Regions from separate parts of the Homo sapiens genome. Here region 2 is linked to region 1. Evidence: read pairs that join two places in POLR2A ChIA-PET (ENCODE). Cell type or tissue: Panc1. All regions are shown on one strand. Each heading gives the region's core, and the rest is flanking DNA. Links, peaks and the distances in the headings are about the cores only.

Region 1 (15,616 bases), core at 3,693-11,692:
ACTGTGGAAGCCTTGTTCTTTTGCTCTTTGCAATAAATCTTGCTACTGCTCACTCTTTGGGTCCCCACTGCTTTTATGAGCTATAACACTTACCGTGAAAGTCTGCAGCTTCACTCCTGAAGCCAGCGAGACCACGAGCCCACCGGGAGGAACGAACAACTCCAGACGTGCCGCAACACTCACCGCGAAAGTCTGCAGTTTCACCCCTGAGCCAGCGAGACCACGAACCCACCAGAAGGAAGAAACTCTGAACACATCCGAACATCAGAAGGAACAAACTCCAGACGTGCCACCTTAAGAGCTGTAACACTCACCGCAAGGGTCCGTGGCTTCATTCTTGAAGTCAGTGAGACCAAGAACCCACCAATTCCGGACACACAATCTCCCAGGCTTAAGCAATCCTCCTGCCTCAGCTTCCCAAGTAGTTCAGACTACAGGTGTGCACCACCATGCCTGGCTTATTTTTTATTTTTTGTAGAGACAGGGTCTCACTATGTTGCTCAGGCTGGTCTCAAACTCCTGACTTCAAGCAATCCTCCCACCTCAGCCTCCCAAAGTGCTGGGATTACAGGCATGAGCCATCAACCCCAGCGTGGGATTTCTTATATGATCCAGGAGCCACACTGGCATTATCTCCAGCTACCCTTTGACCCCAGACGGCCTTTCAGTAGAACCTGGGCGCATGCGCCTTGCCTGGCCTTACTGTACAAGCACATTATCTCTGCCCAGTGGGCCAGTGAGTTCCTCAGCCAGGACTGAGCCTGTGTCTCTGTGGCTGCCCTGCTGTCTAGCACGGTGCCAGGCGCATAGTAGGGCCCAGTGTCTATTGGATGATTCTGTTTGCTGCAAGTTCATGATTTCCCATAGAGAGGGGATCCAGGCCTAATGGGCCATTAGCTCATCAGACATATGTTGAGCACTTACTATGTGCCAGATGTGGGCGAAGCCTGGGGACTTAGTGGAGAGTAAACACGCAAGGTTTCTGCAGGAATGGAGCTAACCTTGCCCTGGGGAAGATGCAGTGTGTGCAGAAAAATGTCAGATAGGGATGACTGCTGGAAACAGGAGAACACAGGGTGAGGGATAAGACTGGCGAGGCCGGGCACAGTGGTATGAGCCTGTAGTATCAGCCACTTGGGAGGCTGAAGGAGGAGGATTGCTTGAGCCCAGGAGTTCAAGATTAGCCTCGGCAACATAGCAAGACCCCATCTCTAAAATGTTTAATTTAGAAAAAGAGGACCAGTGGGGATTGCCAGGGAAGGCTGGCTGGGTAGGTGACATTGGGGCCTTTACCCTTGTGAATACTGGCAGGAAAATTCAAGGGGTCAGGTGAGGGAAAGGGGATATGGCTCCCTGGCAAGTTAGAGAAATAGAAAGCACTTTAAGAGGTCAAGGCGGGAGAACTGCTTGAGCCCAGGATTTCTTTTTTTTTCTTTTTTTTCTTTTTTTGAGATGGAGTCTCGCTCTGTCACCCAGGCTGGAGTGCAGTGGCGTGATCTTGGCTCACTGCAAGCTCCGCCTCCTGGATTCATGCCATTCTCCTGTCTCAGCCTCCCCAGTAGCTGGGACTACAAGGCGCCTGCCACCATGCCTGGCTAATTTTTTTTTTTTTTTTTTGTATTTTTAGTAGAGATGGGGTTTCACCATGTTAGCCAGGGTGGTCTGGATCTCCTGACCTTGTGATCTGCCCGCCTCGGCCTCCCAAAGTGCTGGGATTACAGGCGTGAGCCACCGCGCCCGGCCGAGCCCAGGATCTCAACACCAGCCTTGGCAATATAGTGAGACCCCATCTCAATTAAAAAAATTTTTTTAATAAATAAAAAGAGAAACAGAAAGAAAGCCATTGACGCTGAAGCAAAAGGAATGAGGGCATGAGAGGGGAACACAGTAGAGAGATGGGCAGGGTCTAGGTGGCACAGAGCCCTAGTAAGGTAAGGTTTGGGGTTTGTTTGTTTGAGATGGAGTTTCACTCTTGTTGCCCAGGCTGGAGTGCAATGGCATGATCTTGGCTCACTGCAGCCTCTGCCTCCCGGTTTCAAGCGATTCTCCTGCCTCAGCCTCCTGAGTAGCTGGGACTGTAGGCGCCCGCCACCATGCCTGGCTAATTTTTTGTATTTTTAGTAAAGACGGGGTGTCACCATGTTGGCCAGGCTGGTCTCGAACTCCTGACCTCAGGTGATCCACCCACCTTGGCCTCTCAAAGTGCTAGGATTACAGGCATGAGCCACTGCTCCTGGCCAGGTTTGGGGTTTTATTCCAAGTAAACAAGGAAATCTTCCAAGCCTCTAGGCAGGGATGTGGCATGATCTGATTTGCTTTTTTTTTTTTTTTTCCAGATGGAGTCTTGCTCTTGTTGCCTAGGCTGGAGTGCGGTGGCATGATCTCAGCTCACTGCAACCTCTGCCTCCTGGGTTCAAGCGATTCTTCTGCCTCCTGAGTACACCACGCTGGCTAATTTTTTTTTTTTCATGTTTAGTAGAGATGGGGTTTCACTGTGTTAGCCAGGATGGTCTTGATCTCCTGACTTCATGATCCGCCCGCCTCGGCCTCCGAAAGTGCTGGGATTATGGGCATGAGCCACCGTGCCCGGCCTGATTTGCATTTTTAAAAGATCACAATAACTTCCAAAGCATTCTATGGTTTCCCTCTAGCCCCAAAATAGATTCAGGATATATTTTCATGGATGAATCAAAACAACTTGCCAGTATAATGGACATAGGTTAAGGGAAGGGAGGAGTTCTCAAGGGCTCCTAGACTTAGGGCCCATGCAACTGGTTACTCTGAAGCTATTCCCAGTAGAAAGAGCTCAGTTTTGGGGTCAGGCAGGCCTAGATTTCAATCCTTACTTTAATCTCAAGCCTCAGTTTTCTCTTCTGTAAAACTGAGACACAGGCTGGGCGTGGTGGCTCACACCTGTAATCCCAGCACTTTGGGAGGCCAAGGTGGGCAGATCGCCTGAGGTCGGGAGTTCGAGACCAGCCTGACCAACATGGAGAAACCTCGTCTCCACTAAAAATACAAACTTAGCTGGACGTGGTGGTGCATGCCTGTAATCCCAGCTACTCGGGAGGCTAAGGGAGGAGAATCACTTGAACCCGGGAGGTGGAGGTTGCGGTGAGCCGAGATCTCACCATTGCATTCCAGCCTGGGCAACAAGAGCAAAACTCCGTCTCAAAAATAAAAATAAAAAAGCTACGACACGATGACAGTTGCACATAGAAGGTGTTAATTCTTGTCCCTTGACCAAAGAGGTTATAGATGTCCAGAAAAATAGCGTTCTGTTTAAGGTCTTGTTGCTGGATAGATAAGCAACTCCAAGTTTGTTCAGAGGCAAGTTTGTTCAGAGAGAAAGGAGGAAGATGAGTAGGGGCTCTGAAGGCAGATCTAATACAGCCAGTTCAAACCTTGGCTCTGAGCTCCTGTAAAGTAGGAATATGTCATTTTTATCTCCTATGCCTGAGATAATTAAATGAGCTATTGCACAGTGGGCACACACAGTGCCTTTGCTCACGAAATTTTGGGAGTGGATGGCCAGCAAGACACCATCCAAATCTCTAAGTCCACATCTTCTGCTGAGCATACATACCAACAACTTCCCAAAGAATAATATCCTTTATGCGATAGCTTCATCTGTATTCTCACTTCATTCCCACAACTATGCTCTGAGGTATGTCAGTAGTATATCTTAAAATTTTTTTAATGTTTTAATTTTTTGTAGAGATAGGGTCTCTCTACGTTGTCCCAGGCTGGTCTCCAATTCCTGGGCTCAATAGATCCTCCTGCCTTAGCCTCCCAAAGTGCTGGAATTACAGACATGAGCCACTGCACCCAGCCAAGGTTTAAAAGGCTGAAAAAAATAAAAAGAAGAATACAATTTCTTGGCCTGACGCGGTGGCTCATGCCTGTAATTCCAACACTTTGGGAGACTGAGGTGGGTGGATCACCTGAGGTCAGGAGTTTGAGACCAGCCTGGCCAACATGGTGAAACCCCATCTCTACTAAAAATACACAAAATTAGCCGGGTGTGGTGGTGGGCGCCTGTAATCCCAGCTACTAGGGAGGCTGAGGCAGGAGAATCACTTGAACCTGGGAAGTGGAGGTTGCAGTGAACCGATATCCTGCCATTGCACTCCAGCCTGGGCAACAAGAGTGAAACTCTTGTCTCAGAAAAAAAATAAATAATAAGTAAAATACGATTTCTTGACCTGTGAGAATCCAAATGTCAGCTGCAATAAACAAAGCTTCATGGAAACACATCATGCCCACTCGTTTATGTCTTATCCATGGCTGCCTTGGCTACAATGACGGAGTTGAATAGCTGTGACAGAGAGTGTGGCCTGCAAAACCCGAAGTATTTACTCTCTGACCCTTTATAGGAAAAGGGTGCATAAAGTGTGTACTCTAGATGTAAAAAGGAAAGAAGGAGGGAAAATAAAGAAAAACAAAAAAAGAAAAAGGGTGCAGAGCCCTGCTGTAAATCACAGCTGCAGGGCAACATTTTCTCTCAAGGCGGCAGACTGGATAAGCACCACCCAGATAATCCAGGGGCCACCCCAAGGGGATGGGGGAGGGAAGAGTTTCAAGTTCAGAGAAGGAAGGGAATTGCAGGGAACCGCTCCAACCGGGAGGGGCCTTGCAGAAATGAGTCCAGCCCCCTCTTTTTAGATGAGAAAATCTGAGGCCCAGAGACAGGAGGCAATCTGCCCAAGGCCACCCAGCACGTGGCTAACAGCCCGGTCCCGGCGCTGCCTCCTTCTCCGCAGGGAGAAGCCGGCCAAAGTCGGGGGTCGCAGCCCAGGGGCGACACCTCCGGGCCTGGGGTCTCCTCCGTTTAGCGGGGTCCCCGGAGGGTCGGTGCAGGCCGAGCGCCGCGCGGCGGCGGCCTCTCCCCAGCGGGAAAGGGGAGGCGCCTGCGGAGTGGCCTCCCTGCAGTTCCTGTTTCCCGCTCTTTGGCTTTGGAGCAAGGGCCCCCCAATCCCTCCCCCGTCCCCCACCTCCCACCGCCCAGTTCCAAGAGTCCGCCCTCAGCCAGCCGGCTACCTGGGCTGGGGATTTGCTAATGTTTTTTTCGTTTCTTTTTTACAAAGCACAGAAGACACACCCAGCTTCCTAGAGCTCTGAAGCAGCATTTGATCGCGTGTGGCTGAGGAAACTCGAGCTTGTAGCTGATAAGGAATCGGGAGGAGAGGCCGGGAGGGCATTCCTGGGGTGCTTGGCTCCAGCTACCCCATTCCACCAGGGCTTCCCGCCCCTCTGGAATCCTAGCCCGGCCCCTGCCTGCTTTTCTCCCGGGTGAATTGGGAGGGCTGCCCCAGAGGAATTCAGGAGATTCCCTCTCTTGTAGCCTGGAGAAATAAAAAATATTAGCAGGCCGGGGTCTCAGTGGCTCACGTCTGTAATCTCAACACTTTGGGAGGCCGAGGCGGGTGGATCACCTGAAGTCGGGAGTTCTAGACCAGCCTGACCAACATGGAGAAACCCTGCCTCTACTAAAAATACAAAATTAACCTGGCATGGTGGTGCATGCCTGTAATCCCAGCTACTTGGGAGGCTGAGGCAGAAGAATCGCTTGAACTCGGGAGGCGGAGGTTGTGGTTAGCCGAGATAGCGCCATTGCACTCCAGCCTGGGCAGCAAGAGCGAAACTGTCTCAAAAAATAAATAAATAAATAAATAAATAATAGCAAATATTTTTAAGGGTGCAGCTCAGAACAGTTGCTGGAGAGGAACTGTTGATGGAATGGGTAGACCCTTCAGCACTACAGGCTCAAGCTTCCCACAGCTCCCAGCTTCCATCACCTGCACCCTTGTTCCCCCAAGTCAGGGCTCTACTCCTGATCTGACTCGAGTTTTCCCTTTCCCCAGTTTCCCCACCCTTCCATGAGCTCCCCCCCAACCCCCACCCCGTGCTGTTGGTTCCTCAAGGATAACTTCTGGAGCCTCCCCTCTTCCCTGGACAGTCCCTTCACCTTTCTGCTCTGTAACTTGCCAGCTGCCTTCCTCCAGGACCCTGTGTCCTCCTTCTAGTCCCTTCAAAGTAATCTGTTTTGTTGTCGCTGTTGTTGTTGGAAACAGGGTCACCCAGCCTGGAGTGCAGTAGTGTAATCATAGCTCTCTGCAGGCTCTACCCAGCCTCCTGGGCTCAAGCGATCCTCCCGCCTCTTTCTCCTGAGTAGCTGGGACTACAGGCCGGTGCCACCTGTTTTTAATTTTCTCACACACCCTGTAGATCAGGGCCTGGGAGGTCAGTTCACTCTCTTGCAATCTTTTTTTTTTTTTCACTATGTCACCCAGGTTAGAGTGCAGTGGCCCAATCTCGGCTCACTGCAACCCCCACCCCCCTAATGCCCCACTCTCCAGCTTAACTTCCACCTCAACCTCCCAAGTAGCTGGGACCACCGATGGGCACCACCAGGCCCAGCTAAGTTTTTGTATTTTTGGTACAGACGGGATCTCACCATGTTGCCCAGACTGGTCTCAAACTCCTGAGCTCAAGTGATCCGCCCTCCTCGGCCTCCCAGAGTGTTGAGCTTACAGGTGTGAGCCACCACACCTGGCTCTTGCAATCCCTTTCTCCTCCCTTCTTCCAAACACATTACCACCTGTGGGTTCATTACATCAATCTTTCCTGCCCACAACTCTTCTTGTTCCTCTCTTTTGCCAGCTTCTTGGAGGTGGCCCTCACTGGTGTTGGGAACAGGTGCTTGGTGTCATAAAAAACAAAGGATCTCTCAGCAAGGCTAGTTTACTTTCTGCAGAAAGGGTGCCATCACTATCAGTAATTCTCGCAAGAGCACACACGAACAAAGGAGACAGGGTCATTTATAACCTGATGCATCCACCCTACTGCTGTGTCCAGTTTCCGTTGGCTGGAAGGGTACCTCACATTCTATACTTGTCCCGATTGGCTAGTCATTTAGAACTTTCCGAAAGAGGCAAAGGCAGAGGAGAACAAAGGAAGGAGGAAGCAACCTGTGGAATGCTGAGAAAGGTAAAAACACCTCCGAATAAGGAAGAGGAACAGGCTATGACCTACTGCTTGCTTGGATCAGTATAAGCACGCCAGGGCAAATATCTAGGCTAAAATGTGGGTGCTAAGAACACAAAGTACATTGATTTCTTTATTATGGCTAGCAGATTTCTAAGAATGTTAGCACAGGTCTTTGAATAAATTTTGCTTCTAAGAGAAGTTACTGTTTATTCCTAATTAGACGGGAAGGAAAGTCCCTTTGAAGAGGAAGCTCTACTTCACTTTCTGCACTGGTCAGAGTGGCTCACAGCTGTCTTCATCTTTATTCCTGTCACCACCACTTCAGCCTCCAGCTGAAGGACCCACTGACATGTGGCCTCTGTTTCTTAGTCCCTGTAATCAATGGTGCCCTCCACGCACCTCAGCCATCCTCCCACCATCACGTCCCTGCCTCCCATCCTAGCATCACACTTCCTCTGAAATTCCAAGGTCAGGGGTTCTCTTTGACCAGCACTTCCTCCTCCTGCCATTCATTTACTCCTCCCTCCAGCATATCTTCAACTTCATCTGGGCCCCAAATCCAATGTCCTTTGTTCCCCTCCCTTCCAGCCCTGTCTGTCCCCAGACAGTTCCCTTACCCAGATTCATCCACTAGTATTGGTTTTATATTACTTCCTCTTACTTAAAAGGCTTTCTTGCAAAGCTTTTGTTCTTTCACAGAAATGTCCTGGTTTTCCTCCTGCCTCACTGGCTGCTGCTTCTCACTCTCCTTCACAGGTTCCTCCTCTACTTGGCAAGAAAATATAATGTGCTCCCCCCAGGTGAGGTCCTGGAACTGCTTCTCTTCCTTGTCAACGCTCTTCTCCTGAGTGATTCCTTCCCATGCTGAGACATTTAAGAGCACATATAGGCTGGGCATGGTGGCTCACGCCTGTAATCCCAGCAATTTGGGAGGCCAAGGTGGGCAGATCACCTGAGGTCTTGAGTTCGAGACCAGCCTGACCAACATGGAGAAACCCTGTCGCTACTAAAAATATAAAATTATGCCCGGGCATGGTGGTTCACGCCTGTAATCCCAGCATTTGGGAGGCCGAGGCGGGCAGATCAAGAGGTCAGGAGATCAAGACCATCCTGGCTAACACGGTGAAACCCTGTCTCTACTAAAAATACAGAACAACTAGCCTGGCGTGGTGGCAGGCACGTGTAGTCCCAGGTACTCAGGAGGCTGAGGCAGGAGAATGGCATGAACCCGGGAGGCGGAGCTTGCAGTGAGCCGAGATCGCACCACTGCACTCCAGCCTGGGTGACAGAGCGAGATTCCGTCTCAAAAAAAAACAAAAACAAAAACAAACAAACAAAAAAAACAAAATTAACTGGGCATGGTGGCTCATGCCTGTAATCTCAGCTACTCGGGAGGCTGAGGCAGGAGAATCGCTTGAACCCAGGAGGCAGATGTTGCAGTGAGCCGAGATTGTGCCATTGCACTCCAGCCTGGGCAACAAGAGCGGAACTCCTTCTCAAAAAAAAAGTACATATAAGCCAATCACCCCATGTTTATTTCTTCAGTTCTGACTTCTCTGAACCCCAGATTCCTGTGTCCAGCCACTAACTAGACCTCTCCTCAGGGATGTCTGTGAGTGATCACGAAGCTTGTGTGCACTTTTTTTTTTTTTTTTTTTTTTTAGAAACCTTTCAAGCTCTGTAGAGAATGGCCTGAAATCCAGGCCCTGGGACACCCTTAGGCCTCTCACCCTCACTGAGTCTAAAATAGAACTTACCTCTCTTCCCCAGACTTCTCTTGCAGGGGTCTCATTCCCAGCCCTCGCCCACCATGTGCCTATCATGCCTGTTAGAAACCAGGCCTCCCACAGCCAGACACCATGGCTCACTCCAGTAATCCCGGCACTTTGGGAGGCCAAAGTTGGAGGATCTCTTTAAGTCAGGAGTTCAAGACCAGCCTGAACAAGATAGCAAGACCCCATCGCTACAAAAAAATTAGCCAAGAATGGTGGCACGCGGCTATGGTCCCAGCTACTTGGGAGGCTGAGTCAGGAGGATTGCTTGAGCCCAGGAATTTGAGGTTGTGGTGAGCTGATTGTGCCATTACACTCCAGCCTGGGTGACAGAATGAAACACCCCTGGCCCCTGTCTCAAAAAGAAGAAACAAAGGAAGAAAAAAAGAAAAAAGAAAAAAAGAAAAGAAAAGAAGGAGGGAGGGAGGGAAGGATGGAGGGAGGGAAGGAGGGAGGGAGGAAAGGAAGGAAGAAAGGAAGGAAGCAAGCAAGCAAGCAAGCAAGCTGGGCATGGTGGCTGATGCCTGTAATCCCAGCACTTTGGGAGGCGGAGGCAGGCTGATCACCTGAGGTCAGGAGTTTGAGACCAACCTGGCCAACATGGTGAAACCCCCATCTCTACTAAAAATACAAAAATTAGCTGGGCATGGTGGTGGGTGTCTATAATCCCAGCTACTCGGGAGGCTGAGGCAGGAGAATCACTTGAACCTAGGAGGCGGAGATTGCAGTGAGCTGAGATCACGCCATTGCACTCCAGCCTGGGCTACAGAGCAAGACTCCGTCTCAAAAAAAAAAAAAAAAAAGAAAAGAAAAGAAGAAAAGAAAAGAAACCAGACCTCCCCATACCTCTCACTCCTAGATCTAATCAATCATTAAAGACCTTCCTTATCTCTGGAAACTCCACCAAACCAGCCTCTAGGCATCTACCTCTTACCCCACTGCATCCTTCCTCCAGACCCCAAGCTTTCTATGTACAAATCCATGCTACCATGCCTCATACCACGCAGTGGCTCCCATTTGTCTCCTGGCTAAACCCCAAACTCCAGCCACTTCTGGAATCTGCAGTTCCACCTCTCATCCCCCCTTCCCTGTGGTGCTGCTTGGGTGCTCTTGTATGCCTCTGGCCTCTGTATGTGCTGGTCCTGGCTCCTCTCTTTGCCTGGACAACACTTATTTGTCCTGCAAGACTCAACTTGGCCTTCTCTGCCCCATATGTCTAGATCATGCCATAACATTCAATGTTCACCTGTACCATGCTGGAATTGCTTGTCTGTCTGTCCTGTCCCCCAAGTGGAAGGTAAGCTACATTGGTCTTGTAATCAGGGGCCTGGCACATGGCAGGAGCTCAATATTATGTGTGTTGAATGAGTGAATGAACGGATGAATAAGTGGATGAATCAGTCTGGATGCCAAGCACGGAGGTGGCACATTACACAGCTGTCATAGTGTGGAATGTGGGGGTGGTGTTCATCACATTCATGTAGTGGATAGGCTGAGAGCTTTAGCTTTGCATTGAAACAGTCAGGAGTTTCTGACATTATTTATGTGTGTGACATGGGGCAGGTCACTTGGCCTCACTGTGCCTTGGGTTTTCCACCTGTGAAACAGGATGATAATATCACCTTGAAGTGTTTGCAATAAAAAGCATGCCCTTGGAGGGCTCAGCAGACAGTTTCTGCTGCATAGAAGAATGACAGTTTTGCTTTGTAAATCGGGCTGATGGTACCTATCTCCCAGGATTGCTATGAGAATAAAATGAAATAGGCCGGGCATGGTGGTTCACACCTGTAATCCCAGCACTTTGGGAGGCTGAGGCGGGTGGATCACCTGAGGTCAGCAGTTTGAGACCAGCCTGCCCAACATGGCGAAAACCCGTCTCTACTAAAAATACAAAAATCAGCCGGGCGTGATTGCGGGCGCCTGTAATCCCAGCTACTCGGGAGGCTGAGGCAGGAGAATCGCTTGAACCCGGGAGGCGGAGGTTTCAGTGAGCCAAGATCACACCATTGCACTCCAGCTTGGGTGACAGAGCAAAACCCTGTCTCAAAAATAATAATAATAATAATAATTAAAAAATGAAATAATGTTTGTAAAGCAGTTAGCACAGTGACTGTAGTTTTGGCTGTAATTCCTAGGGCACACTTGAGTCCCATAATATAGTGTGACAGGCAGGAAACCTTGGTTCTCCATGAGTAACTCAGAGACAAATTTCTTCTCTCAGATGCTCGGTTTTTACATCTGTAGAATGGGTCAGTTCATCGGGTTCTCTGGAGGTCCGAAATGCCATGATTCTGAGTCGTGCCTGGTCCTTATCATCCCTGATACTGCTGGGCACTCTCTTACTGCTTTTGAGCCCACTTTCCAAGGAAAGAGGAAAGACTCCTCTGTCTCTCCAACTCTGCTCCCTCAGCCTCATCAAAGCTGATTTACTCGGTGACTCATCCCCTCTGAGGTCCCTGGTCCCTGTGCTTCCGGCTTTCAGTGGGTGCTAATGGGTCAATATCGGAGACACTAATGGAACCTACAGGAACCCAGTGTCAGTTCACTAATGGGACGCCCCATCTGCCCGCCCTGTAACCTAATGCCTTCACCCTACTAAAAGGCACTTGGGGATTTCCTGTTGGCTCCAATCTGCTGGTTTCTGACATCTTGAAAGTCAGAGGACAGGAAGGGTCAGGAGGTGGATTGATAGATGGTGGGACAGAGTGGGAGACGATCTGAACCAGCAGTCGGGATATATCTGGGCTCCCATACCAACTCTGCCACTGACTTGCTGTGTGAGTTTGCACAAATCCACTTCTCACTCTGGGGCTCGGTTTCCCCATTTGTAACATGAGGCAGGTTGGTCTATGAAGAACTTGCTGGAGCTGACATTCTGGAATTATCATATAGCATTGCTTTTGCACCTGAGAGCTGAATGTCTTTTCAGCGTCATTCAATTCCAAAACCTACTGAATACCTACTATGTGCCAGCCTATACCAGGCACTGAGGATCAGGGGTGAATGAGGCACAGTTCCTGTCCTAGGAACTCTCAGGCACCATCTCATCCTGCTACTATTTTTCTTTTCTTTTCTTTTCTTTTTGAGACAGGGTCTCACTTTGTCACCCAGGCTGGAATGCAGTGGCTTGAACACAACTCACTGCAGCCTCAACCTTCCAGGCTCAAGAGATCCTCCCACCTAAGCTTCCAAAGCAGCTGGGACTACAGGTGCACACCACCACACTTGGTTGATTTTTATAGTTTTTGTAGAGATGTGGTTTCACCATATCGCCCAGGCTGATCTTGAGCTCCTGAGCTCAAGCGATCCATTCACCTCAGCCTTGCAAAGTGCTGGGATTACAGGGGTGAGCCACTATGCCCGGCCCTGCTACTGTTTTTCTATTCACAAAACAGAGGTGGAAAGAGAAGGAAGGCTTCCGCACTTCCTGAAGATCCCCTGTGTGCATGGCTAAGGGCCCAGAGAAGATAAAAATGGTTTCAGATCTTTCAGTCCTTTCGGTTCTCTGACTATACCATTTTCTCTTGACTCCTGGCCCTTGTACAAGCCATTCCCTATGCCTGGCATTATCTTAGCTCTCAATTTATTTTTCAAGTCTCACCTTCATTCATTCATTCATGCATGCATTCATTCATTCAATTCACATGGAGAGAACACTTACCTTGTGCCAGTCTGTGGGATTGGGATCTAGGAGTGAACAAGATATACTCTGTCCCTGTTTTATAGGAGCTTGCAGATTTTTGTTTTATTTCTTATTTTTATTTTATTTTTTATTTTTTAAAAATGGAGTCTTGCTCTGTCACCCAGGCTGGAGTGCAAGGGCACGATCTTGGCTCACTGCAACCCTCGCCTCCTGGGCTCAATTGATTATCCTGCCTTAGCCTCCAGAGTAGCTGGGACTACAGGCATACGCCACCATGCCTGACTAATTTTTGTATTTTTAGTAGAGATGGGGTTTCACCACATTGGCCAGGAAGTCTTGAATTCCTGACCTCAAATCATCGGCCCATGTTGGCCTCCCAACCTCCTGAGACTACACGCATGAGCCACTGTGCCTGGCCTATTTTTATTTTTTGAGACAAGGTTTCATTCTGCTGCCCAGGCGAGAGTGTAGTGGCATAGTCATATCTCACTGCAGCCTCAGCCTCCTAGGCTCAAGCAATCCTCCTGCTCAGCCTCCTGAGTAGCTAGGACTACAGGCATGTGTGCCACCACGCCCAGTTAATTTTTTATATTTTGTAGAGATAGGCTCTTGTTTTGTTGCCCAGGCTGGTCTCAAAATCCTGGACTCAAGCATTTCACCTGCCTCAGCCTTCGAAAGTGCTGGGATTACAGGCATGAGCCATCATGGCTGTCACCCCCGCATCCCCATCTTTTTTTTTTTTTTTTTTTTTTGAGGCAGAGTCTCACTATCGCCCAGGCTGGAGTGCAGTGGTGTGATCTCGGCTCACTGCAAGCTCCATCTCCTAGGTTCACACCATTCTCCTGCCTCAGCCTCCCGAGTAGCTGGGACTACAGGTGCCTGCCACCATGCTCAGCTAATTTTTTGTATTTTTAGTAGAGACAGGGTTTCACCATGTTAGCCAGGATGGTCTCGATCTTCTGACCTCGTGATCTGCCTGCCTTGGCCTCCCAAAGTGCTGGGATTACAGGCGTGAGCCACTGGAGTGCAGTGGTGGGTCTTGGCTCACTGCAACCTCTGCCTCCCGGATTCAAGCGATTCTCTTGCCTCAGCCTCCTGAGTAGCTGGGATTACAGGCGCCCATCACCATGCCCAGTTAATTTTTTTTTTTTTTTTTTTTGAGACAGAGTTTCACTCTTTTACCAAGGCCAGAGTGCAGTGGCGAGATCTCGGCTCACTGCAACCTCTGTCTCCCAGTTTTAAGAGATTCTCCTGCCTCATCCTCCCAAGTAGCTGAGATTACAGGTGCACACCACCACACCCGTCTAATATTTGTATTTTTAGTAGAGATAGGGTTTTACCATGTTGGCCAGGCTGGTCTCGAACTCCTCACCTCGTGATCAGCTCGTCTCGACCTCCCAAAGTACTGGGATTACAGTCATGAGCCACCACACCCAGACTCTAATTTTTGTATTTTTAGTAGAGACGGGGTTTCACCATGTTCGTCAGACTGGTCTCGAACTCCTGACCTCGTGATCTGCCTGCCTCGGCCTCCCAAAGTGCTGGGATTATGGGTGTGAGCCACCACGCCCATCCCCCTCTCCTGCTGGGCATGGGGGCTCATGCCTGTAATCCCAGCACTTTGGGAGGCTGAGGCAGCAGATCACCTGAGGTCAGGAGTTCGAGACCAGCCTGGCCAACATGGTGAAACCCCGCCTCTACTAAAAATACCAAAATTAGCCGGGCGTGGTAGCATGTGCCTGTAATCCCAGCTACTTAGGAGGCTGAAGCAGAAGAATCACTTGAACCTGGGAGGTGCAGGTTGCAGTGAGCCTAGATCGTGCCATCACACTCTAGCCTGGGCAATAGAGGGAGACTCGGTCTCAAAAAAAGGTTAAAAAATAATAATAAAAAAACAAAAACCAGACTGGACACAGTGGCTCGCACCTGCAATCCCAGCACTTCGGGAGGCCGAGATGGGCAGATCATGAGGTCAGGAGTCTGAGACCAGCCTGGCCAACATGGTGAAACCCTATCTCTACTACAAATACAAAAATTAGCCGGGCATGGTGGCGTGCACCTGTAATCCTAGCTACTCAGGAGGCTGAGTCAGGAGAATCGCTTGAACCCTGGAGGTAAATGTTGCAGTGAGTCGAGATCGTACCACTGCACTCCAGCCTGGTCAACAAGAGTGAAACTCAGTCTCATAAATAAATAAATAAATAAATGAATAAATAAATAAATAAGAGGGTCTTGCTATGTTGCTCAGGCTAGACTTGAACTCCTGGGCTCATGTGAACTTCCTGCCTCAGACCCCTGAGTGGCTGGGACTACAGGTGCACATCACTGAGCAGTTTACAGATTTTTATGGGAGGGGACAGTCAATTAAACAATTTCATTTAAGAAAAGGAGGTCGCTGGAGCGCAGTGGCTCATGCCTGTAATCCCAGCACTTTGGGAGGCCAAAGTGGGCAGATCACCTGAGGTCAGGAGTTCGAGACCAGCCTGGCCAACATGGAGAAACCCCGTCTCTACTAAAAATACAAAATTAGCCAGGCATGGTGGCATGCGCCTGTAATCTTAGCTACTCAGGAGGCTGAGGCAGGAGAATAGCTTGAACCCGGGAGGTGGAGGTTGCGGTGAGCCAAGATCGCGCTATTGCACTCCAGCCTGGGCAACAAGAGTGAAACTCTATCTCAAAAAAAATAAAAAAAAGAGAGAAAAAGAAAAAGGAGGTCAGGCATGGTGGCTCAAGTCTATAATCCCAGCACTTTGGAAGGCTGAGGTGGGCAGATCACTTGAGGCCAGTAGTTTGAAGCCAGCCTGGCCAACATAGTGAAACCCCGTCTCTGCTAAAAACACAAAAGTTAGCCAGGCTTGGTGGCGCATGCCTGTAGTCCCAGCTACTCAGGAGGCTGAGGCAGGAGAATTGCTTGAACCTGGGAGGCAGAGGTTGCAGTGGGCCGAGATCGCGCCACTTCACTCCAGCCTGGGCAACAGAACAAGACTCTACCTCAAAAAAAAAGGGGGGTGCGGAATTTAAGTTAGGGTGAACATGGGAGGGACAGAAACAAGGGCTGAGATAGGTGGGGTAGGAGCACTCTGGGAGGAGGCAGCAGCATATGCACAGCTGGGAGACAGGAAGGATATGCCTCTTTAGAAAAATGGAAAGACTGGGGCTAGGATCAGTGACCCATGCCTGTAATCCTAGCACTTGGGGAGGCCGCAGCAGG
Region 2 (15,616 bases), core at 4,861-12,860, 190 kb before region 1:
TGAATATCAGTGTCATTCCATCCCATGGATTACCAGCATCCCATTTCATGACAAAGAGCTCAACATTTCATTCAAGTCTAAAGACAAACCCAAACACCTCAAAAATTCCATCTTTGAGAGTCTGTTTCCTGGGACTCCTGATCCCAATTTCTGAATCAATCAGGGTTCAGTCAGGATACATAAGCTATACCAGTTACTTTCACAGGGAGAATTTAACATAAAGAAGTGTTAACCAGGTATTGGAGAACTGGAGGGGCAAAAAGAATACTATAGTAAATGCACAAAGCAGCTACCAGCCCTACAGCTGGGAGAACATGGAGAGTAATTTGGGACTATTAAAATGCAGAAACTTTGATGGAGGGCCCCACGGAGCTGGGACTGAGAGGGCATCTGCCATCTGATACTGGTTGTCTGAAGAAATATAATGAGACTGAGATTGTGGAAAAAAATGCAAACTTGAACCAGCTGCTTCTACGGGAAATAACTGTCATTGCCAGGGTAAGGAACTGTTGCTTAGTGACAATGACAGTAACAGGAACAAAACAGAAAGGACCAAGTTCCTTGCCACTGTTCTTGACTTCCAATCTTCTTCTAGTATTCCCTATTTGCAGGCTGACAGAAGGCCGGCTGGTAAAGAAGAAATGGGATTTGCAAAGTACCAGCCCTGGCATCACGTAGCTGAGTTTGGAACTGAGACTATAGCTTAATAACCAATACTGTGTGTGTCTGTCTGTGCATGCGTACACTTGCATGTGTGTTCATGTGTGTTTTCCGAACCATTTTAAAGTGAGTTCATCGTGTGCCTTTACCCCTACATACTTCAGCATGCATCTCCTAAAAATAAGGACATCCTTTTTTTTTTTTTTAAACAGTTTCACTCTTTTTGCTCAAGCTGGAGTGCAATGGCGCGATCTCAGCTCACTGCAACCTCCACCTCCTGGGTTCAAGTGATTCTCATGCCTCAGCCTCCCCAGTAGCTGGGATTACAGGCACACACCACCATCCCCGGCTAATTTTTGTATTTTTAGTAGAGATGGGGTTTCACCATGTTGGCCAGGCTGGTCTCGAACTTCTGACCTCAGGCAATCCACCCACCTCGGCCTCCCAAAGTGCTGGGATTACAGGTGTGAGCCACCATGACCAGCTGACATTATCCTTTCTAAGTACAAAACCATTCTTCACACCTGATAAAAAGTAATAATTCTTTAATATTACCTAATACTCAGACCATATTGAAAGTCCTCCCCAATATCTTTTATTTCTGATTTTATTATCTTTTATTTCTGAACCACCTTTTTATTTTTTCATGACATTAAAATTTTGAAGAATATCCCACTTACTTGATTGGAGTATCTTCTTGTATGCCATTTAACGAATTATTCTAGGTTTTCTGCTAATCAGAGGTTAGGTTGAAAGGCTTTATTCAATTCAGGTTAGTATCATTTGATTCAGTTTAGTAGGTATAAAATGCCAAATTGTTACATCCTTGGTAATGCTAAATTTACTTAATTGGTTACAGAGTAGCCACCAAATCTATGTTTTTCCCTTTGAGCTTTTTTTAGAATGTCTTATTTTTAATATGTAATACATGCATATGGTAAATTGCAACAGTACAGAGAAAGCTGTGACTCCCGTCCTTATCTCCCAGCTCCAGAATTCTCCCCAGAAGCAGCTACTGTTACCAGATTATGGATTTTTAAAGAGATAGTTATTAATAAACGAGTATGTGCATGGGTGCCTGGGTACATTGTGTGTGTGTGTGTCTGTGTGTGTGTGTGTGTAACCTTTTTTTCTTCACAAGTAGTAGCACATTACACATTCTTGAATACTTCAAGATTTTTAATTTACTGTCAATAAAATAAATTTACTGGATGTAAATTAAGTGGATGAGGCATAGTCTTCTGAGTGTTATTTAAAGGACATCTGTAGAAGTCTTTTGAAATACAAGATTTAGAGAAATTAGTCACCTTCTACTTCAGAACAGCTAACAGTTAAAATACCCCTTTCCAGCCACTAGCAATATCTCATTTATGCAGTTTAATCATGTCTCATTTCCTTAATGTGGGACTCCTACTTTTCTTCCCAGCCAAAAGGCAAAGATGGATCCTTTATTTCTCATATTCCCTCCTAAAATCACGCGGGCAAAATGTGGCAAAGCCTGTTTCTGGACTCATTCGTAGGCTACTTTCCTCAGAACCTGATTCTACAAAGCAGAAGCCTCTAGAACTTAGCAGGGCATTTTCTCAAATCAAATGTTAGTTCATTTCTGATCCACACACTGAGTGGAGAAACCTCATCAAGAGCTTTTTGCATCAGATTCCAAAATGAAGTCTTTCCAGCTGAGGCCCTTTGAGTTACATCTGGAAACTGATTGGAGCTTTTCTGGGTCAATTCTTGTTGAATGTAAACGATAGCTATTTTAGTCTGATTTCTTCTACACTAGGACTCTGTCTCAGAGCTTTAACTTTTTTTTTTTTTTTTTTTTTTTTTGGAGATGGAGTTTCACTCTTGTTGCCCCGGCTACTGGAGTGCAATGGCGCGATCTCAGCTCACCACAACATCTGCCTCCCAGGTTCAAGCGATTCTCCTGCCTCAGCCTCCCGAGCAGCTGGGATTACAGGCATGCACCACCACGCCCAGCTAATTTTTTTGTATTTTTTTAGTAGAGATAGGGTTTCTCCATGTTGGTCAGGCTGGTCTCGAACTCCTGACCTCAGATGATCCACCTGCCTCGGCCTCCCAAAGTGCTGGGATTACAGGCGTGAGCCACCGCGTCCGGTCAGAGCTTTAACTTTCTTAAAATCTGAAATGGGGCCAGGCGTGATGGCTCATGCCTGTGATCTCAACACTTTGGGAGGCCAAGGCAGGTGGATCACCTGAAGTCAGAAGTTCGAGACCAGCCTGACCAACATGGTGAAACCCCGTCTCTACTAAAAATACAAAAATTAGCCGGGCATGATGGCACATGCCTGTAATCTCAGCTACTCGGAGGCTGAGGCAGGAGAATTGCTTGAACCCGGGAGGCAGAAATTGTGGTGAGCCGAGATCACGCCATTGCACTCCAGCCTGGGCAACAAGAGCGAAACTCCATCTCAAAACAAAACAAAACAAAAAACAAAAAAAACCTAAAGCAAGAAGAGCCTCTGAGAACTCTGGTTCTTCTTTTCCTTCCCATGAAAACTACTCGCTTGTTGACGCCCTCTGCCCAGCTAAATATAGTCTAGTAGAAGGAACTTATGGCTGGGTGCAATATTTTGGTTATCCCAACTCTGACCCTCATTCAATGTGTAACCTTGGGAAGATGACCTGCCTCTGTGCCTCAGTTCCTTCAGGTGTATAATGAGGGAAATACTTGTCCCAAATTTGAAAGATGGAACAAAAAGCTATTTAAAAAATTTTTTTAAGAAAGCATATCATTGTAGAGGGATTACTATTATTAACTATCCAAACTCTGGCACATCCCCAGATCCAGCTCATCCATAAGAGCAAAAGAAGAATTTCCAAAAACTACAACACAGCATAGACTTTATTTTTTATTTTCTTGGAGGGAGGGATGTTGAATAAGTAACATATTCCCATGGTTTTAAAAATCAAATCATTCCAAAAGACAAGCAGTGAATAAGCCTCCCTCTCACAACTGTTTTCCAGTTCCCCTCTCCAGAGACAACTTCATGGGTTACAATTTCTGTATCCTTCCAGAAATAATTGTTTTTATACCCATGTGTGTTTGTGTGTTTTCCTTGCCTTTCTTTTATTAATGTGTATAGTAGCAAACTATATACATTGTTCTGCTCCTTATTTTTCTCACTAAACAGTATATCTCAGAGATCATTCCATATAAGACATAGAATTCTGCCTCTGTGTAGATATGTATAGTGATTTATTTAATCAGCTCCCTGTTATTGGGCATTTAGATTGTTTCCAATCCTTTATTAAACAAGGTTGCAGTGAATATCCATATGCACATTCCCAGAATAAGTTCCTGGAAACAGAATGGCTATATCAAAAAATAAATTGTGTATTTTTAGTTTTTTTAATAAATCAGCAAGCTTTCATTTGGGTTGATCTGGTTTCATTCTAAGTGACATAATACACAGAGCAGCCAACATTCACTTCGACATCATGGTCTTTTAAACCTGGGCTGTTTTGATCTTTTCCCTCATATGGCATTAGAACAATGAATACAGTTCTCCAGGCTGGAGGGCTTAGAAGTCTGTGGAATGGCAGCAAGTCCTCTCTATGAACAGCTATCTCCCCGGTACTGCCACATTGGTGAGCACCATCTGGAATTATCTCATTCTGGAGAAACTCACAGACCCTTATTAAAAGTAAGCATCTGAGAACTTGGGTCTTGGCCATCAGCTGTTTGGAATGATTCAACAATAGTTTTAAAATATTATTTTATACCAAAATTGGAGAAAATAAAAGGCTGAAAATGGCAACAAAAAAAAGCCTACATTTAAATAATGAGTGTAAGTCAGAAGACTTTCTTCTTGGCTCCACAACCATTAAATCATTGAAGGTCTCTGGACCTCTTTGTCTTCGGGTATAAAATGAAGACCTTGGACCAAATTATTTCTCAGGACCTTTCCTCCTTTGATATTCTGAAGATTCAGATGCAGCATAAGTGGTACTTGTCCTCCCAATCTGACCATTTTCAAAATGCAAGAAGTGTCACAAATCACTACATGATTACTATCCAAATGGGTGATATAGTTGTGAAGGGATTTAGACAGTGATGTGCTGGTGAACAGGCTGGGGGCTGGGGTAGAGGAAACAGTGCTCTGATTTGTAGAATTTGCTGATTTCATGGTGTGATTACTTTCACATTACCAACATGACATCACTAAACTCAGAGTTGGGAAGAGATGCATGGAATTGGCTGCTGGGATCCACCAAACCACAAGTTAAGAATGCAAAGAAGGGATTTTCTTCATACTGTTCTATGCTGAGAGGACTTCATAAAAGAGGAAAGATTTGGACTAGGCATTGAAGGATATTGATTAGGACTTTCCATGGTAACTGACAGAAACAATTCAAACTAGCTTAAAGAAAGAAAAAGAATATGAGAATGAACCTGTTTTAGCACAAGTATCTGAAAAAAGGGCTTTAATAATGTAGTCATGGCACTTGCTCCACCTTTCAGTTCTTCTTGAATCTACTTCTATTTGTGTATTCATGTCATTGTCTCCTGCCATAAGCAGGCTGTCTCCAAGTGGCAGGAAAAACATGGCTAGTGGCAGCCCAGGGGCTACCTCTTTGCAGTCAACAATTCAAAAGAAAAGCAATGCACTCTTATGGAGATCACGTGGAAAGACTGATTGGCTCACTTGGATCTCATGCCCACCAATTCAACTCCTAACTGGGCAGAAAGGGAAAGGGTATGTAATTCACATGCCCCTGGCACTGTAGCCAGAGAGCAGACAGAGCACTAAGATAGACCTCTCTTCCCCTACCACCCAAAACACATGAGAGTCATCCAAACAGAGTTCACCAATGGAAAAAGCCATGAATTTCTGGTAGAAATAATGGTAAGGCTTTGTGGAGAGGTAGAAGAAGATATAGTAATTAGAGGGAATGGCATATGTAGGTGCAGAAATGTAAACATTGATGGTGCATTTGGGAGTCAGTGAGAAAACCACCCTGAGCAAAGCAGAGCTTACCTATAAGACAGTGGTTTGCAACAGAGGGCAATTTTGCCCCTCTGGAAAGATTTGGCAAAGTCTGAAGACATTTTTGTTGTCCCAGCTGGGGTCGAGGAGGGCTGCTACTAGTAGGTAGTATCTAGTGGGTAGAGGCCAGAGATCCTGCTAATCCTACAATGCATAGGACAGTCCCCTCAACAAAAAAAGGCTGAGTTTAGGCTTTATCCTCTGTTACACAGGGAAGCATTAGAAAGATATTTAGAAGGACTAAGGTAGCTTGTACATACCCTGCTCCTTCTGCCTGGCACCACTCCTCACCTTGGCTACCTTTGTATGACTAGCCCTTTTTTATCCTTTGGGACTCAGCTTAAATATCACCTACTGAAGAGATCATCTAGACTTTTCAATCAAAGTAGGTTATCTCACAGACTTCATACCGTTATTCTTTCCCATGTTTCCCTCTTATTTTCACCACAATTTTGAATTATATGTTTATTTGGTTGCTGGTTTCACATCTGTCTCATAAGGAGAGACCTTCCTTATTCATTCATCACTGTGAGCTCAACATCAAGCAGAGTGCCTGGTGCATTGTAGTTGCTGATATTTAATCAATGATTAATCTGAAGGTTGATGGGAGGATTGAAATGGGGTTGAGCATAGGAGGTGGATAGAAAGAGGAAAGAAGGCAGTCCTCTAGATTTCTTCTCTGCTTGTTCTGATCCACACTCATCTCCTTTCCCTGACTTTCACAGCACCTATAGTTCATAACATGACATGTCAGTTAGGATTTTAAGCAGACATGAATTTAATAAAAAGAATCAAATAGACTCAGAACCATTGCAGAACAAGTTCTGGCTTGGGCTTGCAGGAATGAGTCCCAAAACCTGCCGTCGTACTAACCCCACCACCCCAAGGGATGTGGCCTTCTGCCACAATCAGGAGGCCGGCGACTGGCCTAGTCTGACTACAAGAACACAACATCTTAGGTGTAATCTGGGGATCAGGAACTGGCAGAACTCTAGAGTCACACTGCATCTTCCAGGTCACCACCAGCAAAGTGGATTCCTCCCAGGCTGCTACCTCCTCTTCACATAACTGTTTTTGTTTTTTGTTTTTCTGAACACAATTTTGAATTCAGGTCTTTCCCAGGTGCACAGGACTGGCTAAACCTAAATTATAATGGGAGCCCCAACAGCAAGGAGTCTAGGAAATGGATTTTTAGCTTTCTAGTCTCTGTTGTATAGGAAAGCACACCAAGAAAAGTTTGGACAATTGTGGAACAAGCCAATCTGCCACATCTGCCTCATGGCTGCCCCGCTCTGTGGCCATCAATGTCATAATATCATTCGTCTTCTCTAGGTGGATACTAGCATGTTCTCTAGATGTGAATGGATGTGAAATGAATTGAATGAAATCGAAGGGGAAAATCCTCCTCTTTCATGTTCACACTTTGCACCTTTCCTATGGCACTTAATTGTATTTTGCCTCCTGGTGTAATTTGTGTTCTCATTCAGAAGTTCATCTCTTTGTCCCCATACTCATAATAGGTAATAAATGTTTATAGACTGTGGCCGGGTGCAATGGCTCACGCCTGTAATCCCAGCACTTTGGGAGGCCGAGGCAGTTGGATGACATGAGGCCAGGATTTCAAAACCAGCCTGAGCAAAATAGTGAAGCCCCATCTCTACTAAAAGTACAAAAATTAGCCTAGTGTGGTGTTGCGCGCCTGTGGTCCCAGCTACTTGGCAGGCTGAGACGGGAGAATCGTTTGAACCCGGGAGGTGGAGATTGCAGTGAGCTGAGATTGTGCCACTGCACTCCAGCCTAGGCAACAGAGCAAGACTCCATCTTAAACAAACAAACAAACAAATGTTCGTAGACTGAATTCAAGCAGAGAGTAAAGACAGAGAGAGGCTAGGGAGAGGAAGTTCTAAGCCCCATTCTAGCTTGACACAGTTCCTGCAGCTCGTGGAACTGCCACCGGACAAGTATTTTGGATTGCATGCTACATGAAGCCATCACCACTGCAAGGAACCATAGGACAGGGACCCAGGAACTCTGCTAGGCTTCAGGAAACCTAGGTTCCAGGTATCCTTCAAAAGTTGGAAAAACATGTGCCCCCATTCATTCAATCAGTAGTGTTTATTAAATGTTTCACACTACCAGGTATAGCAGCACTGCCTTTCTTAACTTTTCATTAACCTTTTTTTTTTAACCAATGAGAGCATGCCAGTGATTTCAACCTCTGTCATGATGGAGCCACATGGATAACACACAGATATTACCACTCTACTCTAGGAGAGGGGCTTTCCTGAGCCCTTTAGATTCTGAATGGCCTCCAGGCATTCTAAGCAGTTTCCTCACCTTTCCAATTGCTGACACATCTGACCCAAGAGGCGGTGGATGGAAGTTTCCTTTCCAGCCATCTGTGTATCAACACCCTAAACTCCACTCCACATGTTATCATTCCTTCATTTTTTGAGCTCACACTTCCCCTACATTCAGACAAGTCTCAGTCATCTCTCAGGGTTCACCTGAAACATCAGTTTCCCAGGCCTTCCCCTGACTGCCCAGTTTATACTTTAAGCTTTTCTTTTCTATAACACTCATTTCACTTGTAACCACTTGTGTCATCCCCAGCTGGAGGACTCTAAGTTTCATGAGGGTAGGCATCAAGCCTATTTGTTTCCCTCTATGTCCCCAGCACCTTGCTTGGGGACTGACACACAATGGATGCTTATTAAATATTTGTTGAATGAATGTTTGTTAAGCCTACAAACTTTCTTTCTCAAATAGTATTTATGTGATATTAGTAATAATTCCCTACATAGTTCAATGGCTTACCAAACATCTTTATGAGTTAGTGTCCCAACTTTGGGGTAAAGGCAGTGCAGGTAATATTATTCTCCCATTTTTTTTAGAAAATAAAACACCATCTGTGAGATTATCTGACTTGATTAAGGTGGTGGATACAACATTAGAATTCAAATGCATATCTGTATTAAAATTCTGACTGTAAATTTTGTGTCACTTACCAGCTGTTAACCAGATGCTCTGGCTGTGCAGAGTGAAATATGGGTAGCTAGTGGAAGAGAGCAGTGGAAGGAACAGGGAGAAGCAAAAGCCAGGCCTTGGAGGATTTCCTTTCCTCCAGTGCCTGCTTGATTCCCAAATAGGATTGCTTTGCCTATCCTGGGAGCTGAGACCCTCCATAAGTCTCTCAATGACTTGAGGCTGGGCCAGAGTGAGTGAGACCAGTGAATCCTCACCTTCTGGGGAGAAGAGAAATGAGAGCTGGTACACAGGGGAACTCACCCACACTAGTGTGTATGTGCACACTCACATCCGGACAAAATCCACACCAAGGCATGCATAGAAATCAACACATAGAATGAGCCACTGCACAGTCATACACACATTTAAACATACACCCCACATACAGATGTCAAACCAACACACAGAATGAGCCCCTGCACAGTCACACACACATTTAAACATGCACCCCACATACAGATGTCTAGCCACTATCGTGTACATCCAACCACTGATGTGCCCTCCAGTTTTACACCAAGCTGCCATCTTGGACATGTGCATGCATGTGTACATACACCGAACAGCCCTGATGAAAATTTGGATAAACGCACGTACGCACACACACAACTAAACACATCCCTATGATTTATCATCACACTCAAGTACATGCACACCTTTGCAAACGCGTGGGAAACAATCACTCTGATCACTCTGGCGCACAAAACCTCCAAATACGCTAACAAGCTCTACAAACGCAGAGATGCATCGACACACCCGAGTTGTCATCAGCACTGCAAGTTTTTTCCAAACAGCTGCTAAAAAGAGAATGCTGCGCTGCGGGCCAGCCCACGTGACCGGGAGGAAGGCTCTCCCGCCCATGACGGGATGGGAAAACTATGCCTGGGGCCGACGCTCTGCCCGGCTGCTGCCGCTGAGGAAAGCCGGGACGCGGAGCCCCGCCGAGAGCTTCTTTGCTCCGGACGCCCCTGGACGTGGCGGGCAGCCGCGAGGGTGAGTGTCCCGCACCGCGGTCGGGCGGGGGCGGCAAGTGCGCGCGGGGAGGAGGAGGAGGAGGACTCGCACTGCTGCGGGCGGGGCGGGATGCGGAAGGTGGGAGAGCTGCCAGCGCGCCTTTATTGCGGGCTGGGCAGCTCCTGCATTCCTGCCTCTCGACTTCTACCTTCGTATTATAATACAAATTAACATGTTTTGAGTCCTTACTGTGTGCCAGGCTCTGTGCCCAGTGGTTTACCCGTTACAATAGTAACACCCGTAGCTCTGCCATTTATTGAGCGCCTACTTTGTGCCAAGTCCTGCTAGCACTTTACTTGTGCTCTTTCATTTTCATGACAACAGATTATCCCCGTCTACAAAAGAGGAACTGGGCTCAGAGACATTAATGACTTGGACAGGGTTGCACAGCTAGTAATTGATAAAAAAGGGACTTGAAGTCTGGTAAATCTGAGTCCAATACCCGAGCTAACAATCACAGTTAACATTTACTGAATGCATTATTTCACTTAACCTTCACATTTATTTAAATATATGATACAGACTGGCAAACTGAGCTCAAAAGGTATTGAACGGCAGGCAGAGATTTGTACTCAATGCCTCATGACTCTCTTCACTCTCCTTCCCCACCTAAACTACTTGTCTTAATATGCTTTGTCCTTATTTCTCCATCCCCACTGCTGCTGCCCCATTCTAGGACCTCGCTTTTCAGCTAAATAATTGCAGTGGGCCCTAATAGTCTCCCAGCCCAGGTCTCTCCTCTGACACCATGAGTCCCTTGCATTACCTCATTGTGATCCTCCTCTGCTCCTTGACCACAAAATTGCCCTGCTTGGAAGCCTGCAGAGGTCCCTTCCTTAGACTGGCCATCTCTCAGAGACCCTGTGTTTCCACCATGCTGAAGTAGCAGTAATAGAAAGACAATGTCTTACATAGGTCAATCCAAGGCTGGTGCTCAGTTAGCACTGTTAAAAATCTGTCCTCTCACATCCTTATTTTTGCCCTCCCTCTGCACCATTCTCTAATTTATTCTGTCATCTGGAGTAATTATATCAATTACTCCTGCTTTCAACTGCCCGATCCTCAAACTCTCCACACATTTCCAAGCATCACTACAGCCCTTCATTGTAACACATCAGATTCACTGCAGAATTTGTTTCCTCCCAAATGTCTGACTTCTCCCCATCTCCTAGCAGGGATACCACACTTACCAGTCTTCCAATCCTTAAACCTTAGGTTTACCTTTTGTTTTAAATGTTATAAAAGTAACGACGCTCATCACAAGAAATTCGAACAGTTCAAAAAGGTAGAAAGAGAAAAGTAAAAGCCCACACACCCCCTCCCAATTCTGAAAGGTAACCCCTTAACAAGATTGTGTCTTTTCGGAAAGTATTTCCCCAACCCTTCTGTACATATATATACTCTGTATTTGTGCTGTTTTTTTTTTTTTTAAACTCAAAGAGAAGCATACTTTACATTCCATGGTACAACTTGCTTTTTTCACTTAACAGTGTGTCTTCGCCATGTTTTCATATCTGCATATACAGGCTTACTTTGTTCTTCTAATGGGCATAGTGTGTCATTGTATGGATGAACTGAGATTATTTTTCACAAGGCTGGAGTCACGTTTGAAGCCACTCTGTCTCCATTGAATGTTCAGCAAGTTCTCCAAGGTGTCACTTTTTTCCTCTGCAAATCTCCCTATTCCTCCCCCCTGTCTCGCTATTCCTTCTCTTATGCTGACCCTGCTGATCAGACAGTCTCTCCTGCTGTCTCAATCACTGATGCTTCCTACTCCTAAATGTTCACTGTGGGGTAACAGAGTCTCTCTCCACACCCACAGCTTCACCCACTCCTTCTTCCTGGTCAAAGGCCTGCCAACCTTAATTTACCTCTGTGAGATGAACTCTTGCATAAATCAAACTTCTGTTAGTTATATTCCATTTTAGCTTCTCTTTTTTTTCTTTTTTCTTTTTTTTTGAGAAGGAGTCTCGCTCTGTTGCCCAGGCTGGAGTACAGTGGCACAATCTCGGCTCACTGCAATCTCCGCCTCCTGGGTTCAAGCAATTCTTCTGCCTCAGCCTCCCCAGTAGCTGGGACTACAGGCGCACACCACCTCACCCAGCTAATTTTTGTATTTTTAGTAGAGACGGGGTTTCACCATATTGGCCGGGCTGGTCTCAAACTCCTGATCTTGTGATCCGCCCGCCTCGGCCTCCCAAAGCGCTGGGATTACAGGCATGAGCCACCGCGCCCAGCCCATTCTAGCTTTTCTTTTGAAAGGAATTATGTGCCAAATATTTTTTCAAGCAAATAACCTTCCCCTGGATTTGTTCACTTCTGTTAAGTGGCTTACTCCTATAACACACATACACATGCGCATACACATCACTGCCCTGTTAGTAACTCCCCTGTTAGCTGAGGGGCCATGGTGGAGGAACATGAGCTCTGGGCCCTGAGCCAGCAGGCCTGAGTTCCACCCAAACATTGACCTAGGAAAAGTAATTTTTCCCTTTTCTGAGCTCTGTTTTCTCTTCTGCCAAGTGGAGATGACAGTATCAGCCTCTTAGAAGTGTGGGGAGATTTAAAGGAGATATGAACATCAAAACTTTGAAATAAGAACACACAACATACATGGAGAATCATTACTCTTTTCCTCTAGATTAGGGGTTGCAAACCCAGATACTGACAGAGACTGTGCACAATGTATATAGGAATGGGATGCATGACATTTGGGAGTGGTGAGGACTGTGGACACTGTAGAACACAGGCTCTCTGTCCTAGTCAGCGTGGGGCACCGTGACAACACCACAGACTGGGGAGCTGCAACAATAGACATTTATTTCTCACGATCCCTAGAGGCTGGAAGCCCATCATCAAGGTATCTGCAGTGTTGGTTTCTTCTGAGTCCTCTCTCTGTGGCTTGCAGGTGGCCATCATCTGCTGTGTCTTCACATGGTTGTCACTCTGTATGTGTCTGTGTCCTGATCTCCTCTTAATGTAACGACACCACTCATACTGGATTAGGGCCTACCCATATGACTCATATTACCTTGGTTACCGTTTTTAAGGTCCTATCTCTAAATACAGTCCCATTCTGATAATCTAAGAGTTAGGACTTCAATGTGTGAATTCTGGGGAGACACAAGTCAGCCTGTAATACCTTGTCTCAAGGGGCAGCTACCTGTTGACCTGCCCAAATGCAGGCTCAGTGCTGCCCAGATCCTTCTGCTGCCCAAGAAAAGCTGCAAACGTCGATGTTAACAGAAAATCTCCCAAGTTTTACATTGGCAACAATTTCAAATTAAAAACCCAAAACAAAAAGTACAGAGTAGTCTGTGATCTGTGTGAGGCCACTGATAAGCCAACTGATCCCTGCTTGTCTAGGCTATAATTTCCTCAGTGGCAGGGGCATGTTCCATAGCTTTTTAATCCTCCTCAGCCAGTCTCTGCACGTTGTTTATTCTTTTTCTTTTTTTTTTTTTTTTTTGACAATGTCTTGCTCTGTTGCCCAGATTGAAGTGCAGCGGCACAATCTCTGTTCACTGCAGCCTCTGCCTCCTGGACTCAAGCAATTCTCCCCACTCAGCCCCCCAAGTAATTGGGACTACAGGCATGCACCACCACGCCCGGCTAATTTTTGTAGTTTTTGTAGAGATGAGGTTTTGCCATATTGTCCAGGCTGGTCTCGAACTCCTAGGCTCAGGCACTCCACCTGCTTTGGCCTCCAAAAGTGCTGGGATTATAGGTGTGAGCCGCCGCACTCAGCCTGCACATTGTAATATTAACAAAAAGTTAAAAGCTAATCACTGAATGACTAAATTTGAATTTTACAATCTTGTGTAAAGTAGGGCACACCTGTAGAAATCCTGTACCTCTTTGCATTTATGCCCAGCTATACAATTGCATCAGCCATTATAACTGCTTTCATTGCCATTGATGCCAAAGTTTGCAAATGTTCAGCTCCTCACGGGGTCACTGTTACGGCCACTTTACAGATGGGGAAACAGCAGACCCAGGTCTATCCAGGTTTACCCAGGTCTGCTTGTTTATTCTCATGAGTGTGGCAACCTTCTCCCATGACATCATCTTTCTCTTTGTTCTCAGGAATGATTATTGTATCAAAAATCACTACTGTTACTGAGTGCTTACTGTGGGCTGGTTGCTGCATTATCTCATTAAATATTCACAATTACTCTGTAAGGGAGGTGTGAGCAGTCAAATTACTCAAGGGAGGCATTCCTAAAGACCTCAAATAATTCAAAACTGGTATCATTAAAAGCTCACGGGCCGAATGGAAAACCAAACATTGTATGTTCTCACTCATAAGTGAGAGCTAAGCTATGAGGATGCAAAGGCATAAGAATGACACAATGGACTTTGGGGACTCAAGGGGAAAGGGTGAAAGGGAGCAATGGATGAAAGACTACAAATAGGGCACAGTGTGTACCGCTCGGGTGATGGGTGCACCAAAATCTCACAAATCACCACTAAAGAACTCACTCATGTAACCAAACACCACCTGTTCCCCAATAATCTATGGAAATTAAAAAATTTTTTAAAAAAGCTCACCTGCTGAAGAATGGTAGATATTTCTGATTACCTGTTAGGACAGTGCTGTTATGTGGCTATAGCATAAATACAGTTTACAATTTACAATTCACACTGCCTTACAAGATTTTTGACAACTTTTAACTTGGGAAAATTGGGGTTATTTCAGATTTCACACATCAAGTGAAACAATGAATATTCAAATTCAAATAAGACCATACAGTATTATTTTTCTCATTTTACAGACAAAGAAACTGAGGCCTAGAGAGATTAAATAACTTGGCCCAAGGTCAAACAGCTGGAAAACAACTTAACCACCAGACCAGCTCGTGCTTCTCTAGGGGTAGACCTGTATCTGATTTTTTTTTCTTTGTAGAGATGGCGGGGTGAGGTGGGGGGAGGTCTCACTTTGTTGCCCAGAGGGTCTCACTTTGTTGGCCAGACTGGTCTCGAACTCCTGTCTTCAGGTGATCCCCCCACCTCAGCCTCCCAAAGTGCTAGGATTATAGATGTGAGACATTGTGCCCGGCCCTGTATCAGAAGTTTAGGGTTACTCCGAACGCCCATCAAGGCCTGACCAGAAATGACTCCATGGAAGTTCTTGGGTTCACCCAGAAAAGTCAAGGAAAACTTAGCCTTTTCTCCCTGTCCCCTTCAAAGTTCAGATTCTGTTTCTCTCCCTCAGTTCTTAGATCTTCAAGTGTAGTCCCTTTTATGTCATTCCCAGGGATTGTTGCCTAATCCCAAAATTTCCTTCCCCTGCCGCCTGCCTGGTCTTGAATGCTGTTATGTCTAGATGCTGTTAGGTGCCTATTACAAAGGAAAAGGAGAGTGAGGCTTTTCTTTCCCGGTTACACAGGTGTGCCAGCTGGATGCTCAGGTAAGCAGACAGTTATAACCTGCCCAGGTAGTTCTAGGGATCAGAGTGGGCCCTACAGGAGCAGCAACTACATCTTTTCACCTCTAATTCCCCAGTGTCTGGCCTCAAAGGCAGTAATAATAAACCATACTATTTATTGGGTATCCATGTGCCAGGCTACAGTATCATGCACACATGCACACCTCATATCCCATTTGGCCCTGTCGCTTGATGAGATGAGCACCATCCCGCTTCTTCCCTGGTCTTTGTATTATGGAGCACAGACACGCCAGGTGGCTCAAAGTTGTGGAGCCAAGGCAACACCCCATCCTTCCCTCAGAGCAGAAACAGCAAGGCAGGAAAAAAGGCCCAGCCTCCCTAGGACTTTTTTTTGGTAGCACCTGACAGAGCCATCACTCAAAGTGATAAGTGAAAATGGGAATTTATGAGAAGCTACAGGAGTCTCTACCTGAAATGCATGCAGGACTCAGGGTGGCAGATCAGGACTGGTTTTTGT

Evidence for each region. Peaks named below come from ENCODE experiments on the same cell type or tissue, not always from the same donor. Only the 100,000 strongest peaks of a DNase experiment are listed, where the experiment ranks them.
Region 2: POLR2A ChIA-PET joins it to region 1 with 7 read pairs; 4 of 35 experiments call an interaction of 5 or more read pairs at or near these places.

The regions. Positions count from the first base shown.
Region 1 is chr5:160,177,807-160,193,422 of GRCh38, reverse strand. It overlaps a transcript of FABP6 not described here. Among named protein-coding and RNA genes, the nearest start is that of FABP6-AS1, 24 kb to the left of the region's middle. RefSeq lists a silencer at 4,846-4,945. In Panc1, for the core only: no CTCF peak of the experiment used is centred there; no DNase peak of the experiment used is centred there; H3K4me3 peaks cover 986 bases; H3K27ac peaks cover 1,129 bases.
Region 2 is chr5:160,364,585-160,380,200 of GRCh38, reverse strand. It overlaps C1QTNF2 (C1q and TNF related 2), which reads left to right and starts at 9,575. Exons shown (of 3, transcript NM_031908.6): 1 at 9,575-9,689. In Panc1, for the core only: no CTCF peak of the experiment used is centred there; no DNase peak of the experiment used is centred there; H3K4me3 peaks cover 860 bases; H3K27me3 peaks cover 2,385 bases.